4 separate regions of the Homo sapiens genome follow, and all the other regions are linked to region 2. The links are chromatin contacts, found by Hi-C in ENCODE. All regions are on one chromosome and are shown on one strand. The core of a region is the stretch at or near the end of the contact, and the rest is flanking DNA. Distances in the headings are between cores, read along the strand shown. Region 1 overlaps LOC124903318 (a long non-coding RNA gene). Region 2 overlaps LOC105370504 (a long non-coding RNA gene). Region 3 overlaps PTGER2 (prostaglandin E receptor 2). Region 4 holds the start of FBXO34-AS1 (FBXO34 antisense RNA 1).

Region 1 (2,700 bases), core at 2-2,501, 1.5 Mb after region 2:
CAGGGTCAGGGCAGCAGAGGAAGGCAGGCAGAGGCAGAACCCGCACCACTGAGCAGCTGAGGAAATCTAGGATCTACAGAGTTGGAACCAAATTCCGGAATGAATCTGGCCTGTTGTGGAGGGGATCCCAGCCCTACAGAGGCCCTGGTTGCCTGCCCGCTAGTATCTGCACAGTCTTGCTAGAGGGGATAAAAGCAGAAAGCTTAGAGGGTTTGCACTAGGAGATCCTGGCAAGAGATGCTGGTGTCTACAGGGCTCTTTAGAAGAAGGTGCTACAGCCAATTTGCTGTTGGACCAAAGGAAACAAACTAAAATTGAATAGGAAAGAGAAGAGTCAGGAGAGCAAAAGAGGTCCATCAGAAAAAGATAATGATCCCTTTATGGCCCAACATTCTGTGACCTCAGGGAAGAGTGACACAGGTGATGTGGCACTACTGGTGAGGCAGCAAGGAGCCCCCTGCTCATCAAAGTCCTTCTCCCCCCAGCTCCCTATTGCCTGTAATTCCACTATTGGGTCAATTCTATTTGGATTAATAAGCATCGCTCATTCATTATTGTCATCTGCTAAAACACAGATTCCTGAAAGGACTAACAATTTGATTAGCAACAATTTAGTGGAATTGGTTTATGATGTATTCAGCCAGTGTGAGTGCCTACTCACTAGGAAGTCAGATACAATAGAAACAAGAACTTGTCAAGGTGACTAAGAAGACTCGATTCAATTCAGAAGTATCTACTAGACATTTCCTGGTCACCTGACAAGGTAGGAAAACAGAAAAATGCATGATACTGTCACCTCCCTCAAGGAGCTTTTAGCCTTGTTGGGAGGAATTCAAGCACACCAAAGCCACAGACAGAACAAGCAACTGCTTATTAAACTGTTAACATAGTCAAGGGCCAACATGAAGAGCAGAGCTAAATGCCTTCATGTCAAAGAGCCTTTTCAGAAGCTCTCATGATTGAATCACACTGACCCTTTTCATTAGGGAGCCTGGAAAATAAGCTATTACAACCCCACTGTTATCGAAATATTAACCTGGGTGTAACTTCCTGGTTCTAAGGAACCATAGTTTCTACCCTGCACCAGAAGTCTTGCCTTTGCACTACTGAGAGTCATTAATAAGCGTTTCAGTGTGTGTAGGAGCCCACCTACCTTCTCTCTTTGTCCTCCCAACTCTGGCCATGTGCCACATCTTCTGGGTTGGCTGAGTAGTTTCACATTTACTAATCACCCACAAGACACATGGTTCCTGTCTATCTCAGTCATGCTCACAAGGAACCCTCGTGAGGAAACCTCACAAGCTCCTGTCTCGGGCTGTCACTGGAAGACAGGACTGTAACCATCAAGAAATTGGAAAAAAAGAAGCAAGATTTAGGCAGGGCATGGTGACTAGTGCCTGTAACCCCAGCACTTTGGGAAGCTGAGGCAGGAAGGATTGCTTGAGTCTAGAAGTTCGAGACCAGCCTGGGCAACATAGCATGAACCCATCTCTACCAAAAAAAAAAAAGAAAGAAAGAAAGAAGGAAGCAGCAGCAGAAGAAGCAGAAAAAGAAACAGAAGAAGAAGCAGAAGAAGAAGTGGAAGAAGCAGCAGAAGCAGAAGAAAGGAAAGAAGTATGGGCCAGGTGTGATGGCTCATGTCTGTAGTCCCAGCACTTTGAGAGGCCAAGGCAGGTATATTGCTTAAGCCTAGGAGTTTGAAACCAGTCTGGGCAACATGGTGAAACCCCACCTTTACAAAAATTACAAAAATTACAAAAATTAGCCAGGTATGGTGGTGTGCTCCTGTAGTCCTCGCTACTCTGGAGGCTGAGGTGAGAGGATCACTTGAACTTGGAAGGTGGTGGCTGCAGTGAGCCATGGTCAACCACTACACCCCAGCCTGGGCACAGAATGAGACCTTGTGTCAAAAAAAAACAAAACAAAACAAAACAAAAAAACAAAAAAAAAAACTATAAGTCACAAGGGTGTATCTATTTATAAAAAATTGTTGAATTGTATACTTAGGACTTGTGCATTTCTATATATATAAATTTTACCTTTAAAAATGTGAGCAGGCCAGGCACGATGGCTCATGCCTGTAGTCCCAGAGCTTTGGTAGGCCAAGGCAGGCGGATCACCTGAGGTCAGGAGTTTGAGACCAGCCTAGCCAACATGGTGAAACCCCATCTCTACTAAAAATACAAAAAATTAGCAGGGCGTGGTGGCAGGCACCTGTAGTCCCAGCTACTCGGGAAGCTGAGGCAGGAGAATTGCTTGAACCCAGGAGGCAGAGGTTGTGGTGAGCCAAGATCACACCATTGCACTCCAGCCTGGGCGACAAGAGCGAGACTTTGTCTCAAAAAAAAAAAAAAAAAAAAAAGGTTAGCAAATTGAACTCTGGTTAGGTTTACTTTTAGCAGTGCTATGGACTAGCAATTCTGAAACTACATTCTGTGTATTCTTGAGCTTAAGTCTAAGGGGAACCAGATTTTTCACTGTTGGGGAAAGAAGTTACAAATATGGAAAGTTTATTACATTGGAACTGGAGTTAATCAGTAGGAATTCATATTTTCTAATATACATCTATGTCTCTATAGCTATTTCTGTGTGTATATATGTGTGTGTATAATCTATTGCCTAATCCTGTCTGCTGACAGGGCCTACAAGCAACGACACACCAATAGGAATGAGCATGTAAGCACCCAGGTCTTGGTTTCT
Region 2 (2,700 bases), core at 2-2,501:
GCTCTACGGAAGTGTGTGATAAGTGTTGTTTTAAGGTGCTAAGTTTGTGATAATTTGCTATATAAATTTTTTTAGTAAAATGAAATTGCTGCAACTTCCATTGCCTTCCATTGCCTGAAACAAATAGGAATAGAAAGCAAATATGAGTGCTTACTACATTGCAGAAAAGACTAGAACCAAGAAAGTACTATGCTGTGGAAAAGACTAGAACCAAGAAAGTAAGGTGGATTACTCTTAGCTTTCAGGTTATGTCACACAGGTTGCCACCTGAGGTCAGGAAATAATAACTGGCCCACAGCCTTGAAGCTGGTGCCTAGAGGTGACCAGCCAGCTACTATGTTGGTCACATCTGTGGGAGCTCATACTCAAGTCACCACCACCACCATTGACAGAGGAAGAGGCATCTCTTGCTCTCTTTCCCCTTACAGATATCTCACAAATGAATTTCATTGTCAAATGTAAGTCAAATTCAGAACCTTGGTGGAAAGCAAATCTGGGATATGTAGTTCCCAGGCTTCTGGTGCCTGAGATAAAGGGGAACATATATAAAGGTGGGGGGGGATAATGCTGATTGACCATGAATTTTACCCAATATGGCTCTTCAGACTTTCAAGATCCCTTTAAGTCAGCATTCTCATAGGAGTTATTATTTTCATTTTACAGACCAGAAGACTGAGCTTCAATTGGGTTAAGTATCTTGCCAAAGTTTCATAAATGGTATGTAGCAAAACCGAGAGTAGAACTAAATCTCTTTCTCCCCAAGCCTACATTTTTCAGGCTCTGCAGCTGGCGATGGCCTGCAGATGGAATTTATATTATTGGCTGACAATTGGGCCATGTAGACTCAACTGAGAAGGCAATGGAAGTTGCAGCAATTTCATTTTATTAAAAAAAAAGTTCTCCTGGTAAAGGGCTGCTATTAGACTCTTGGAATCCTGTCCAGCTTCATCTTCTCCTCCCTTCTGTCATCCAAGCTTCCTCCTTGGCCCACATTCCCTAACTTTGCACACAAACCTTGCAATGTATGCTCTGATTTCTGGGTTAAATTTGGTGAAGGGCATCCCCTGCTGTCCTTTTACCTGGTGAATACATGGAATTGGCCCTTCTCCTCTGCGTTTAGGGTCTCACTGCCCTCCCTCATTAGTTGGGATCTGGCGCTGGGCTATGAGCAGCATCAGTAGTATCCTCTACTAAAGGGAATCATGTAGCATTTCCCCCAGACAGCTCTATCTTCCCTGCATACCAATCCAATTACAAACAAATTGGGCCACAGGCTCAAGCATGAGAGCAATTTGGCCTTCTCTCCTCTACTGCTGACAGCTTTAAATCTGCTCCCTTTAAAAACTCAACTCCAGGAGGGGATTTTAGCACCCAAGCTTAAGAGCAGTGGGTGCAATTATCCCAAATATCAGGGTGCCGAGAGACTTAGAGGAAGAGCTCCAGATAATATTTTTCAGGGAAAAAAAAATTAAAGAGACAGGTTCTTTGGGATTTCCCCATGGCTGCAGGTTAGAGTCTTGGAGGCTGGTCTTTGCAGGTCTGTTATTAACTTGGCCTGACTTGATCGGCTCTCTCTGGATTCCCTTTTCCTCTCTGGCTGGTTGCCTTTTCTCTCCTGGACTCTGCCTTAGTGGTGAGGAATTCATTCCTAGGTTTCTGGAGGGAGAGAAAGAATGTTTCAGCTGTCTTTACTATGCCTTAAAAGACATAGTTTTTTTTTTTTGAAACATATGCTCATAGTTTGATAGAGCTGAACTCACATAAAAGCAGAGCATCTTCATATGGGGTGACAAGTGGACAGCCCACCTCTTCAGAAAGCCCAGGATCAGCCAGGCTTTCTCCCCATGATGAATCCCATGGGCAAGCTGCTGGGGGAGTTGTGTGAATTTGCTCCTTCTGCCTTTTAAAATGTCCATTTAAATGTACTTTAAATTGAAAATCCAACGTAACTAGAAAGAAAAACAGATATGAAGTAAGATTGTACATGTAGGGTTTTTTTTAATCAAAATTTTCCAAGTTCAGGTTTTCTTGAACTGTAATTATTGTGGGTTACATCTTGGCATTGATGCTTAACGTGCTACCTCCCTTTCCTTTGCCTTTTTGAGGGAAAGATCATTTGCCATTTTCTATCATCACACCAGCCACACTTTCCACATGAGGACCCACTGGGGTTTCTAGGGAAATTCACTTGAGTGAGGTGCCCAGCTGGCTGTGAGGCTGGGGCATTTCCCTTTTCATCCCCCATCAGGGGGGCCTCTCCTACACAAAGTTTGCCTCTCCCACACCACTCTTCTTTTCCCAGAGGTGTCTCCAGTGATTTCTAGGATGATCTAGAAGAACTTACTGAGATCTTTAAATAGTGAAGTGAAGTGGGTAGGTGCATTCTCTGCTCTCATGGAGTCTAGGGCCCCAGAGGGAAGCAGATAGGTATGGCTATTGCAGGAAGTAAAAGCAGTGCTGGGATGGGAAGAAAGGTGCCAGGAGAGCATGACAACAGGGTACGTAACCCCAGCTTAGCAGGAAGACTTCCTAGAAGAAAAGGCCATCAAGCATAAATATGTTAATAACATTGCCACAGTCTCTGTGACGGGTGTCAGAAACTGACTCAAGTAGAGAATAAAAGTGAGTGTCGCTAAGGGGAAATCCATCAAGGGAGAGCCTTCATGGGATCCACTTGGATGGACTGCAACAGTACCATGG
Region 3 (2,700 bases), core at 140-2,639, 1.3 Mb before region 2:
TAAATATTTCCTTGATAGAAGAGTTCTGGCCCTGGATAGGTTAGTCTGTATATCAAAGACATGCTCCCAGCCTAACTCTTTGCTATCTCTACAAATTAGCTAGCCCCGGAGGGGCATTCTCTCCCAGCCAAGAAGAATTTAAGATGTCAAAGCATAATATGCAGAAAAGTGAAAATATAAACAATATGATTGCCCCACAATGTAAATGTATTTAATGTATAGCTGAAAATGGCAAAATGGTAAATTTTATGTTATATTTATTTTACCACAATTTTTTAAAATCCCAGTATCCATAAGATCAAAAATATAGTAATCTAGGCAAAAGACAAGAACCAAAAGAAAAAAATGGGGAGGTAGAAGACAAAACTTACATCAAGAATTTCGAGGGTCACTGAAGTATGTCTCTTCTCCAAGTATAAAAGAAGGAACTGGCTGGGCGCAGTGGCTCACACCTGTAATCCCAGCACTTCGGGAGGCCAAGGCAGGCAGATCACTTGAGGTCAGGAGTTCAAGACCAGCCTGTCCAACATGGTGAAACCCCATCTCTACTAAAAATACAAAAATTAGCCAGGCGTGGTGGCGGGTGCCTGTAATCCCAGCTACTCAGGAGGCTGCAGCAGGAGAATCACTTGAACGCAGGAGGCAGAGGTTGCAGTGAGTGGAGATCACGCCACTGCACTCTATCCTGGGCGACAGAGTGAGACTCCATCTCAAAAAAAAAGCCGTCTTCTACAAAATATTGGTCACCTCCAAAGTGCAAATTTTAAGCAATTCTCAAAATTACCCAGCATAGTAGATGATAAAGGAAAGGAAACAGTACAGAATTGCTTCATCCTCTACAACCAATTTTCACTTCTCATTATTCTGTCACGCTCTAAAGACATTCAGGAACTCTGATGTGGGTTATTCTCCCCTGAAAACCTGACTCATCTTAATGTGTGAAGCTGCAACACCAGAGGCTATGCCTTTTCTGCACTTCTTGGCTGGCCAATTCAGTGTGAATATGTTCTCTGGTTAAACTAGATCATCAACTCAGCTGCAGGCCCTTTCTACAGGAGTGCTCAGTTATGCATCATGTGCACACGTGTGTGTGCATATGTAATCACTAATATGTGTTTTAATCTGTAGACCTATGTGCATCATTATCCTGAATTTCTTACCTCCAAATCACTCTTTTAACACACCAGCCTGTGTAGTTTTCATCCAAAATAGTTTAACTGACAAGAAAGCTATTGCTCCATTGCACCTCCTCACCTAGCTTTCCTCTACTCTCTGGGAAACCCACCATCAATTCTTCTTTTTCCTTACTCATCTGCCAAATCTTTTCTCCATTCCCTATGCCAAGATTCTCCGGCATAAACACCTATGGCTGCCAAACCTTCCTGCTCTTGTCCCAACATAAGCAAACTGAAGATGACTACCCTTTGCGCTCTCTGCAATTTGCTTTGTATATCCAGTTGCCAGATGCCTGCAGAGTAAGTACTCAGAGAAGGGAAACAAGCTGCTCCTTCTTCTGCAGAAGGCGAGTGAAGAAAAGAGGGGCTAGGTGTCTAAAGCCATTGGTAAGAAAGACCCTGGAGCCTTATAAAGCACTGGTTTTAAATGACTAGGTGTGATCTACCTTTGTTTTCCTCTTTTCTGTGAATTTTGTAGAAGTGTGATCTTTATCAAGATGCATTATTCCATTCCTTCCAACCTGCCCAAACATTTATGTTGCTCCCTAAATAACTAAGAAATCGTTTGAGGGCTGGTAGAGCAGTTTGGTCCATATGTAAAGATGTGTCAGCTTTCCAGTGTTCAGGACATTGTTCTGAGGCCTTTGCTCTAATACAGGCCTGCACGTAGCACACAGTGAGCACTGCACTGGCATCAGGAGAGTTGGAATTTGCATCCTGATTTGGCCACTAACCAGCTCTGGGTACTTGAGCAAATTATCTAATTTTCTATACCCCAGTGTCTGCATTTGTAAAATGGATATAATAACAATGAACACTGTGGAGCACTTAGGATGTGAGCACTGATCTAAGTAGCTTACACATATCACTTCCTATCATCCTTTCAGCAACTCTATGAAGTGGGTATGTTATTATTATCACCCATTTTAAAGATGTCAAAACTGAGGCACAAAGGTTCATTATTAATATCTTGCCATTGATCTCAAACTATATACAGAGGTAGGATTCAAACCCAGTCCAATGGCCAGAACTCATACTCCCACTCAGGGTGTTCCATTGCAGACCCTGTCTCGCTGAATTGTGATCATTAGATTTAGTATTTGGAAGTAAATGTAACATGTTATTAGTTTTCCTGAAGTTCACTTCCCTATCTGTTAAAAAGAGACAATCTCTAAGTTTCAGAGTTTCTATAAGGAGTAGAGATAAAGCGGGGTTAGTACCCAGAACAATTCATGACACATATATTAGGTTATTGATACACTGGAGCTACTAATATTATCATTATTATTTATATTGTTAAAAGATTCTATTCTAGATGACAAGAAAAGTTTATTTCTCTCCACTCCCAATGACACCAAGACATTGTGCATGGTGTTAATGTTAATTGCATTCCACAGAAAACATGCTTTCATTGAGTTCAAGGGGAAAAAATACATTCATTATGTTACAGTTTACATAAGGAAGAAAGGTAAGATTCCCAACCCCCACCTTTCGTTCCCCACCACTACCACAGACAAAACATGGT
Region 4 (2,712 bases), core at 5-2,504, 1.7 Mb after region 2:
AAATTTATATCCATCATTAACCAGCCCTTAAGCTTCTACAGACTTTAACAGTTTCGTGTCAGCCTCAACGTTTATCTACTTTCTGACCGGTATCCCTGCCATGATTTTCATAGGAAAGAGAGTCAGAAGGGACCTTTCCAATTTTGTCATTTTACAAATTGAAACTCTGAACCCCAGCCTTCCAAGCTAGCAGCAGAACCAGTATGAGGATCCAGGTCTACTAGGTTATCTAATAGTATCTGAGACCATTTACAGCTTCAGGTCCACCCACGAATATTCATAAACTTGACATGTCTGCTGATTGAACCCTGGCGTCACTACCCTTCTTGGCTGGCCTGGGAGGTTTGATTCCTTTCCCTACAGTCGTGCTCAAACTTTCATTCTCTACCACTTGGGGGCCGCAGACGCGTCATCCAGGTCTCCCTTTTCACTTCCCCCTTCCCGCCCCCAGTGTCCGGCAGGGGGCGCCGTGAAACTCTGGATCCGTGGCCCCTCCCCCGGCCAACCGTCGATTGGGCCGGCGCGTGACGTCACTCCGTTTTAGCCAAACAAATGGGTTTCGGGGCGAGCGTTGGGCGCCGCCGCGCCGCGCTGGGTGCTCGGTCCGACTCAGCGGTGGGGAGTGAGCCAGGCCTCCCGCCACCGCTGCTGCCGCCACCACTGCGTCGGGCTGGTGCAGCCCCGGGCCAGGCCGCGGCCGGGGCAGGAGCGCAGGTGGGTCCGGGCCGAGGTGGGGCGTGGCGCGAGGGCCGCGCGACTGGGGTCCGGCGGCGGCCACCGTGGCCGCTCCCCGCCCCCTACCGCCGCCTGCCTGCGCTCCCGGGGCGCGGGGCGGGTGGGGGTGGGGGCGGGGGCGCCGCCCGCGGGTCCGGGGTAGGGACCCGGCCGCCTGCGCCTCCTCCGGTGCGGCTCTTTCCGCGCGCACGGCCCGGGCGCTGAGCGTCCCCGCGGGCCACGGAGGGTCGGGCGGGTAGGGAGCGGGGTCCTGGGTCCCCGCTGAAGCCGAGGAGATTCACGGATAGGCCGTGAGCTTGCACCGGACCGGCGCTCCCACTTACGGGACCCAGGGCGGTGAGGAAGTCAGCCTCTGGACTGGGGTCGCCTCGCCCCTGTCGCGCCCTCCCGGGCTCGGCCACTCTGCCCTTCCCTGCCCCAGCGCAGGTGAGCTGGCGCTTGTCCTTAACCTTCTTCAACGACGAGGCGGGACGGAGGCTCGGACGCCTCCCCAGCCTCTGGGCTGGCGCAAGTCGACTGCGGTTCGTCCTCAGTCCACGATGAAGTCATAGGGCTGTGGGTCCGTGTGTCTGTGACGTCAGAAGATGGGTCCTGGGATGTCACTGCAGGCCCGGGCGGGGACCTGGGCTCACGGAAGGGCCGGGGGGACCCGCAGGGTAGAAAAAGGAAGTTGTCTTCCACGAACGCTTGGAATCGCAGTGGATTTGAATCGAAAGTTGTTCGGTATCAGCATTTTGCAATTTTAATGTAATAGTTGTCAATTTCTTTAACTTCTTGTCCAGCAAGCGTTGCGAGTACAGCTCAGTATAAGACATTTGATTTAGAAAAACTTAAGTCAGGGTAGGAGGTTTTTTGGAGGGTGTAATGTAAAAAGCCTTTTAGGAAGCTAAATTCGTAGTTTGATAGTTTGCAATCAGAATTACTGAAAAAAAAGAGAACCACTTCTAGTGTTGATAAATCAGTTTGCTTTTTTTTTTTTTTTTTAACTGGACATCTATCTGCTTGTTAGCATTTTTTGTTAGAAAATGGCCAGGAGGAGGGAGAGTGGATCTTACATGATTTTTTTTTTCTGTTGTAAAGGGAGGGAGGAGTTTGAATTAATCCAACATTTGTCTTAAATAATAATTACCTGAGGAGTTAATTTATCCAGGTTGTCCCTATCCCACCCTATGGTACCATGCTACCACCCCATGCTACCATGGTTTAGAAGTCAGCAACAAGCTGTTTTCTTGCTTTCTTACTGAGACCCGGCTATAACTTAATATAAAAACATATTCCAGGACCGCTTGTCTGGATAGGTAACTAAAATTTTGTCTGTAGTGCTTTTAAATATGAAATTAGAGAATAAAAAAATGATTTGTCTGTGAATACTGTTTTTCTTCCAAAGCTTTCAGAAGAGATCTAACTGGAAGAGAAGCTAGTCACTTTGTCATAGTGACCCTCTTCGGGTATTCCAGCATATCAGTACTTTTCATTTCCTCCTCTGTAGAATAATGTAAATGGAATCTAGTTCAAAAGGTAGATGGCTTAAACTTGAAGCATAGTTAGTCTTTAGCAGGAAGCTTGGGTAGAAGTCCTTAATCCTTCCTCACTGACCTTGACTTGTAATGGTACGGTTTTTTTTTTTTCCTCTCTCTCAATACTTCCTGCTCCCCATTTGCCTTTTAGAGGTGATTGATAAGATACTGTCTCTCTGGGTTTTACATCAACATGCAGATGGAAGTTATGCCCATTTTCAGGCAGGAAATAAAAGCAAAAATTTACCCGTTAGGTACTATTGGATTTGACTGGAAGTTCACAAAACAAGGCTTTCCTGTACATGTTATTTTGATCCTCACCACAACCTTGGGAATTTGACAGCATTGTGTGCGCTACTGAAAGTTGTTCTGGTTTTTTCTTCCTTCTTTTAAGAAATGAGGAATTTTATGCTGACAGTGTTGAGTGAAGTCTCTAAAGATACAATTTTGTATACAAATT

Evidence for each region. A loop is a pair of places that touch in the nucleus more often than their neighbours do. Pooled maps may share reads with other maps.
Region 1: a map with no recorded cell type shows a loop between it and region 2 (5-fold over the local background). The contact joins two enhancer-like sites. A Hi-C loop is called at or near these places in 3 of 37 single-sample maps with no recorded cell type and 3 of 50 pooled maps.
Region 3: a loop to region 2 is called in a pooled map, with 4 times the contacts of the local background. The contact joins two enhancer-like sites. A Hi-C loop is called at or near these places in 3 of 37 single-sample maps with no recorded cell type and 4 of 50 pooled maps.
Region 4: a loop to region 2 is called in a map with no recorded cell type, with 6 times the contacts of the local background. The contact joins the promoter of FBXO34-AS1 here to the enhancer-like site in region 2. A Hi-C loop is called at or near these places in 2 of 37 single-sample maps with no recorded cell type and 2 of 50 pooled maps.

Annotation. Positions count from the first base shown.
Region 1 is chr14:55,097,245-55,099,944 of GRCh38, forward strand. The region is part of intron 1 of LOC124903318 (a long non-coding RNA gene); the gene reads right to left. Among named protein-coding and RNA genes, the nearest start is that of LGALS3, 31 kb to the right of the region's middle. RefSeq lists an enhancer at 1,460-1,559. Within about 2 kb of position 1,252, at least 18 of the 41 ENCODE cell types and tissues checked have a DNase peak (open chromatin) inside an H3K27ac peak, as active enhancers do.
Region 2 is chr14:53,618,905-53,621,604 of GRCh38, forward strand. All of the region lies in intron 2 of LOC105370504 (a long non-coding RNA gene), which reads left to right. Among named protein-coding and RNA genes, the nearest start is that of LINC02331, 230 kb to the right of the region's middle. Within about 2 kb of position 1,252, at least 2 of the 41 ENCODE cell types and tissues checked have a DNase peak (open chromatin) inside an H3K27ac peak, as active enhancers do.
Region 3 is chr14:52,324,427-52,327,126 of GRCh38, forward strand. The region is part of intron 1 of PTGER2 (prostaglandin E receptor 2); the gene reads left to right. Among named protein-coding and RNA genes, the nearest start is that of PTGER2, 11 kb to the left of the region's middle. RefSeq lists enhancers at 697-746, 767-816, 957-1,106. Within about 2 kb of position 1,390, at least 3 of the 41 ENCODE cell types and tissues checked have a DNase peak (open chromatin) inside an H3K27ac peak, as active enhancers do.
Region 4 is chr14:55,270,824-55,273,535 of GRCh38, forward strand. FBXO34-AS1 (FBXO34 antisense RNA 1) reads right to left here and starts at 1,255. Exons shown (of 2, transcript NR_184222.1): 1 at 1,059-1,255. It overlaps FBXO34 (F-box protein 34), which reads left to right and starts at 598. Exons shown (of 2, transcript NM_017943.4): 1 at 598-714. RefSeq lists a silencer at 650-1,149.